2 separate regions of the Homo sapiens genome follow, and region 2 is linked to region 1. Evidence: chromatin contacts called from ENCODE Hi-C or POLR2A ChIA-PET data. All regions are on one chromosome and are shown on one strand. Each heading gives the region's core, a stretch centred on a gene start or an enhancer-like site at or near the end of the contact. The rest is flanking DNA. Distances are from core to core; before and after follow the strand shown. Region 1 holds the start of KLHL30 (kelch like family member 30). Region 2 holds the start of LINC02610 (long intergenic non-protein coding RNA 2610).

Region 1 (3,565 bases), core at 460-2,959:
CCCCGAGCAGAGCCAGCTCCCCGTGACAGCAGCCTGTCATCAGAATCCCCTGTCCTCATTTCCTCCAGCCCGAGCCAGGACTGCAAACAAGGGGGACAGTACGGAAACCCAACACTCTAGCGCCCACCCCATAGTGGTCCTGGACACAGCGAGAGTTGGGGTCCTCCATGAGGGTCCCCCACACAACATGAGGCTGATGCCCAAGGCTGGGGAAAAACCCTGGGACAGTGTGGGACACGAGCAGGGGAAAGAGCAGGAGCAGGGGCCAGGCTGGGCTGGGCTACGGCTGGGCTACGGCTGGACTATGGCTGAGCTGGGCTGGGCTATGGCTGGGCTATGGCTGGGCAATAGCTGAGCTGGACTGGGCTATGGCTGGGCTATGGTTGGGCAATAGCTGAGCTGGACTGGGCTATGGCTGGGCTATGGTTGGGCAATAGCTGAGCTGGGCTGGGCTATGGCTGGGCTATGGTTGGGCAATAGCTGAGCTGGGCTGAGCTATGGCTGGGCTATGGCTGGGCCAGGCTGGGCTGTAGAGGAAGCATGGACTCAGGGAATCTCTATGGAAGGTAACCCTAAGGGCACCTTGCAGACTTGGCAGTAATTTGTAGGTGAGCTTCCCCTCCATAGGCTGTGTGCATCTCAGGACCAGGAGTGGGGTTCTGTCTCCCTGGGGGCCGCCTGGACCTCTCTGGTCTGTAAGAGCATTAGGACAATCCCTAGTAGCATCAAGAGGCCACAGCCAGACCCAATACTCCCCAGTTCCTCCAGGTCGCAGCACACCTGGAAATGGTCATACTGCTCAGGCCCACATGGCCGATGGGTAGAGGGCTGAGGGCTGAGGGCTTCTCTCCCATGCACCTGAAGTCCCTCAGCCACAAAGCTCTGCTCTGGTCACTGGTGTGAGAAATGTCCAGTGGCCTCTTGGGTCCCCAACTCAACCCACCTGACCTTGGTCAGGGCCTGTGGTTCTGAGCCCATTTCAGTCCCAGGCGTGAGAGCTTCCCCCTGCGACTACCGTGAACCAAGTGCTGGACGGGAGGCTGATAGTCCACTGCTGTATTTTTAGGTGACCCTGTTTCTTAGCCGTCCTGGGCAGCCCCGAGGCCAAGGCCATGGGGTAGCAGGGCAAGGAGCCCCAAGATCTCCCCTATCCACGCTAGCTGGGCGGGGCAACTGAGTGTGGCACCTCCCCTCTCTGGGCAAAGTTTCCCTACCGCCACCATGGACCCCAAGCTCGGAAAGCCTCTGCTGACCAACCTGTGCTTATTCATGATAATCACGTTTTCCCACGTGACAACAGAACAAGAGGACACATAGGTGCCGCTGACATCAACAGCGAGGGCAGCACCTGTCGGTGTCCTGGCCCTGGGCTGAGGGTCTCTGTGACCCCAGGCCCCCACCACGGGCTCCACTGTACTCAACTTGTAGACGAGGAAACAGGTGGGGAAGCTGCATCCCTGCCCCCACCAGCCAGCCCAACCGCGACAGCTTTCACCTGTCCTTGCCCTGGAGCCCTTCCTGATGTCTGTCCTAGGCCACAAGTCCCTGGAAGGCCTCAGTGGGCTTTCTGAGCTAACAGTCACCAAGGAGCCGGCATCTCACTCCTTCCCCCACCAGCCCAGCCCTCACTGCCTGACCCTCCCCTCGCCCTGCAGACAGAGGCTAAAAATACCCTCCCCACGTGGCCACCAGACCAGCCCTGCCCCGCCCTGCAGGCCTCCGTGTCCCCTGGCTGCCGGCTAGGCAGTCCTGCTCTCTCGGGTCTGTGTTCTCAGCTTCGAGGTCCAGGCTGAGTGAGAGGTAGGATCCAGGGGGCTCTGGGGCAGGGGACAGCAGAGAGGGCAGGGGGAACCCAGCCAGGAGCAGCGGGGAGGGTGGGTTAGGCCCCCGAGGCCAGGGATCACAGCAGGGTGCTTTGGAGACGCCCCCTGGCCCTTGCCAGCGGCCAAGCCAGGCTCCTCAGGGTGGGGGCTCAGGAGACAGGTTTCCCTCCATGTCCCAGCCGGAGAGGTGGGAGGGGGAGGCTGGGCCACCCCTCAGATGGCAGCCAGGGCCACTCAGCCACAGTCGCCAGCCTGGCTGGGCTCAGGCCTTTTGTTGTCCTGCCCACTCGGCTTCCTCACTCCGGGCCTGGGCAGGCACTGGGGTGAGGCTCTGAGACCCTCAGGAAGCCCCGACCCATGCAGGGACTGCAGGGTGACAGGTGTCAGCAGGCACCCCGAGGCCCCCAGGGGAAGTGGGGGCGCTCATGCGTGCCTGCCCATCGCCCGGCAGCAGCTGGCCCAAGGGAGCACAACAATGACGGGAATGTGAGGCCTGCAGGCGGTGGCCCAGGGACAGCCCTGTCACCTACTCAGGCCCCAGCTCATCTCCCGGCTGCCCAGGGAGGGCAGAGCCGCCTTCACCGGGGCCAGCGCCTCCTGGGGAGGGGCCAGGCAGGAACCCCATGCATGCAGTGTTGGGTGGGTACTTCGTGTACCGGCCGGGATGCTGGGGTGTGGGGCCCCGGCCACGTGAGCTGCCCTGTGCGCGAGCCCGGGTTGGTCCGCGAGGCCCTGTGGGCTCCCAGGTGCTTCCCCGCTCTGGGGTCAAGAGGTGGCACCGGGGTCGGGAAGTCGGGGAGCCCTAGCTCCCATCGCCTGCACCTGTACCTGCACCGTGGCTGCCCGGGCCAGATTCTTGGCCTCCTGGTTCTCCAGCTGAGCTTTGTCATTTCCATGCGTGGCGTTCCCACGCATTTTGTACCTGTGGACGCGCGGCCGCCTCTCCTGCCCGGGATGGCCCCGCGAGGCGCCCCCTAGCGGGCGAACGGCCTCTCCGCTGCGCAGCCTTTCGCCCTGGGGTGACCCGGGTCGAAGGCTTGTGCACAGACTTGATCTCTCCTAGGGATGGTTGTCTTAGGGTGCGATACCAGAAGGACATAAACCACATGCACATAATTACATGAGCCTGAAAGCGGCCTTGCTGACTTCAACCATGCGGGCGTGGTGACGCGAAACCCTCCAGAACGCTGCCTTTGGCTGGCCGTTTCTGTTTAGCAGCCTCCACCCGGCCACGTGGAATGCAGGGTTCAGAGCCTGGGCCCCCAAGCCTAGCTCTGAGTTCAAATTCCAGCTCCACCACTTCCTAAATGTGTGATCTTGGGCAAGTGACTGAAACCTTCTGTGCCTCAGTCTCCCCAGCTGTAAAAGAGGCAATGATTGCACCCACCCTCCAGGACTGTTGTGGGGCTGAGTGGTGAATGCACAGCTTCTCTGCATGCTTGGCACGTGGCCTGGCACCTGGGAGCACCGCGGGAGCAGGAGCTGCTGCAGCCCCCAAATGGCCTCCCCAGCAATGTGGGATCTGGGACGGAGGACGCCTCCCGGGAGTTTGGGTGTCTCCGGGGTCCCTGGGGGGTGGGCTCAGTGTAGCCCAGGGTTGCAGATGACACCCAGGGCATGGGTTCTTTTGCCAACCCTGTTCTGCCCTGAATGCCTGGCCATGGGTAGGTCTCCCACCCTCTCTGAACCTCAATTTCCTCACTGCAAATGGGAATGACACCTGCCCTACCTTGCAGGGTTCT
Region 2 (3,485 bases), core at 841-3,340, 93 kb after region 1:
AAATAGATTTTGCAGCTGGTAGCACAGCAGGTGAAGCCATGGAGATCATACAGATTACAGCCTAGAAGCTAGAGAAGAGGGCCTAGCAAAGAAATGTGGGGCACAATATTTAAGAAGACAATATTCGCCGGGCACGGTGGCTCATGCTTATAACCCCAGCACTTTGGGAGTGAGGCAGGTGGATTGCTGGACCAGCCTGGGCAACACTACAAACATCTCTCTCTACAAAAAAAATACAAAAATCAGCCAGGCATGGTGATGTGCGCCTATAGTCCCAGCTACTTAGGAGGCTGAGGTGGGAGGATCACTTGAGTCTGGGAGGTCGAGGTTGCAGTGAGCCATGATCGTACCACTGCACTCCAGCCTCCAGCCTGAGACAGAGTGAGAACCTGTCTCAAAAAAAAAAAAAAAAAAGACAACATTTAATATCCAGTTGTGAAGAGCCACTGCCAGAACCTGAGAAGGAATGGTGGAACAAGAAGAGCAAGAAGACTAGACAGAGAACAATTTTTTGAGATAAGGTCTCACTCCCATTGTCCAGGCCAGAGCACACTGGCGTGATCTCAATTCACCGCAGCCTTGACTTCCCGGGCTCCAGTGATACTCCCACCTCAGCCTCTCGAGTGGCTGGGACTACAGGTGCGGGCCACCATGTCTGGCTAATTTTTTGCATTTTTGGTAGAGATGGAGTCTTGCTATGTTGCCCAGGCTGGTCTTGAACTCCTGGGCTCAAGCGATCTGCCTAACTCAGCCTCCCAAAGTGCCGGGATTACAGGTGTGAGCCACCGTGCTCTGGCAAGAACAATGTTTTAAGAAGCATGAGGATGTTGAGTATCAAATGCCGCAAAGTTCGGGTGAGAAAACTGAAGAGTCTACTCGGCAATCAGGAGTTCATTGGAGACTCTGGCAGAAGTTTTCTATAGTAGAATGGCAGGAAATGTAGCCATACTGAAATTTTGTTAGGGACAAACAGGTGATGAGGAAATGAAGAAAATGAGAATGAAGACTGTTTTTAAGAAACTGGAGTGTGAAGAAAACAGTAGGACAATAAGTAAGAAACCTCAACGGGGTGTGAGGACAAGTTCCCCAGGATAAAGTGGATAAGATGGAGGTTGGCACTTAAGATTTGGAGCAGGTTCAACAGAGAGGAATGGCAAGGTTTGAGGGATGGTTCCTGACGTCTAAGGGCGCATTTAATATTCTTTCAAGGTTAAGGTGGGGCAAGATCTGGAGGAGAGAGGATAGTACCCCAAGTGTCATCATCCATTGACAGGTCAATAGGTAGTACAGCGACATGGGAACAGAGCAGGTGTGCACAGAAAGCATGGTTTCCCAGGGAGGGCAGTATTTTTCCATGAGGATGCAAGAGTGAAAAGCCTGGGAGATTCCACGAAGAGCTGAGGGGCTTCTGAGCCACAGCTTAAACCTTAACCCTCCTCCTCTCAGATACATTCAAATCCAAGTACTGATAATAATCTAGTAAGACCTGGGCTTCCCTGGCTACCGTCTATCAAGGAATGCCAGTGTCTGCCTCTGGGCAGTGCGCGTTGGATTTGGGTTCTCTGCGGGGTCTTGCTGATCTTAAAGACAATGCAGGGGCCTTGTGAGTCTCACCTCTGTACCCCCAGCACATAACAGGTGCTCAACACATTCGCGAGGGGAGCGCTGAGCAAAGCGGAGGCCCGGGTTCCCTCCTGGAGAAACCTGCTTCCCCTCCAAGGCCTCAAGCGTCCGCTCCTTCACTGACCTCAATCGTTGATTTCGGCTGCACTTCCTATCCCTGGGGGAGCTTTCAACGCTCCGCCGTCCAGGCCGCCGGGCCCCGCAGCCCGCGCCCCGCTCTCTAGGGCTGGGCCCCCAGGGGCTGGACGACCTCTCTCGCCTTCGCTTTCTCAAGCGTAAATCGGGCGGCGGGGGCTGCAGAGCCTTCATCTCTTCCTCCGTCCCGGGATGTCGGAGAGACGGCAGCCCAGCCTCCGCCACCGCAAAGCTGCTTAACGGGCAGCGCGAGTCCCTCGGGCACCGTTGGAGGCCGTTGCTCACCGTTGGGCAAGTGCTTTAAGAAGCACGAGGATGTCGAGTGTCAAATGCGGCAAAGGGCTCAGAGCTCGCCGCCAAGGGGCGTGGCCTCCGGGCCGCGGCGGCCTCTGGGAGTTGTAGTCCCGCCTCAACTTGTGGTGGCCTCTTTAAAAAAACAAAAAACAAACAAACAAAAAAACACTGGCGCTTGGGTCCGTCGCTGCCTCGGTGTCCCTGTCGGGCTTCCCAGCAGCGGCCTAGTGGAAAAGTAAAAGATGTCTGAATATATTCGGGTAACCGAAGATGAGAACGATGAGCCCATTGAAATACCATCGGAAGACGATGGGACGGTGCTGCTGTCCACGGTTACAGCCCAGTTTCCAGGGGCGTGTGGGCTTCGCTGCAGGAATCCGGTGTCTCAATGTATGAGAGGTGTCCGGCTGGTAGAAGGAATTCTGCATGCCCCCGATGCTGGCTGGAGAAATCCGGTGTATGTTGTCAACTATCCGAAAGATAACAAAAGAAAAATGGGTGAGACAGAAGCTTCATCAGCAGTGAAAGTGAAAAGACCAGTCCGATTTAATAGTGTTGGGTCTCCCATGGAAAACAACTGAACAGGACCTGAAAGAGTACTGTAGTACCTTTGGAGACGTTCTTATGGTGCGGCAAAGCCAAGATGAGCCTTTGAGAAGCAGAAAAGTGTTTGTGGGGCGCCGTACGGAGGACATGACTGAGGATGAGCTGTGGGAGTTCTTCTCTCAGTATGGGGATGTGATGGATGTCTTCGTCCCCAAGCCGTTCAGGGCCTTTGCCTTTGTTCCATTTGCAGATGATCAGATTGCGCGGTCTCTTTGTGGAGAGGACTCGATGAAAGGAATCAGCGTTCACATATCCAATGCCGAACCCAAGCGCAATAGCAATAGACAGCAAGAAGTGGAAGATTTGGTGGTAATCCAGGTGGCTTTGGGAATCAGGGTGGATTTGGTAAGAGTAGAGGGGGTGGAGCTGGTTTGGGAAACAATCAAGGTAGTAATATGGGTGGTGGGATAAACTTTGGTGCGTTCAGCATTAATCCAGCCATGATGGCTGCCCCCCAGGCAGTGCTGCAGAGCAGTTGGTGTACGATGGGTGTGTTAGCCAGCCAGCGAAGCAGCCAGGCCCATCGGATGATAACCAAAGCCAAGGCAACATGCAGAGGGAGCCAAACCAGGCCTTCGGTTCTGGAAATAACTCTTGTAGTGGTTCTAATTTTGGTGCAACAATTGGTTGGGGATCAGCATCCAATGCAGGGTCGGGCAGTGGTTTTAATGGCGGCTTTGGCTCAAGCATGGATTCTAAGTCTTCTGGCTGGGAACGTAGACAGTGGGGTTGTGGTTGGTTGGTATAGAATGGTTGGAATTCAAATTTTTCTAAACTCATGGTAAGTATATTGTAAAATACATATGTACTAAGAATTTTCAAAATTG

What was found. A loop is a pair of places that touch in the nucleus more often than their neighbours do. ChIA-PET counts read pairs that join two places held with the same protein, here RNA polymerase II (POLR2A).
Region 2: a loop to region 1 is called in a map of gastrocnemius medialis, with 2.2 times the contacts of the local background. The contact joins the promoter of LINC02610 here to the promoter of KLHL30 in region 1. A Hi-C loop is called at or near these places in 2 of 168 maps with a recorded cell type or tissue (PC-9 and gastrocnemius medialis). POLR2A ChIA-PET finds 5 or more read pairs at or near these places in 1 of 52 experiments (K562).

What each region holds. Positions count from the first base shown.
Region 1 is chr2:238,136,959-238,140,523 of GRCh38, forward strand. KLHL30 (kelch like family member 30) reads left to right here and starts at 1,710. Exons shown (of 8, transcript NM_198582.4): 1 at 1,710-1,800.
Region 2 is chr2:238,229,587-238,233,071 of GRCh38, forward strand. It overlaps LINC02610 (long intergenic non-protein coding RNA 2610), which reads right to left and starts at 2,091. Exons shown (of 3, transcript NR_026926.1): 1 at 1,748-2,091. It also overlaps the pseudogene TARDBPP3.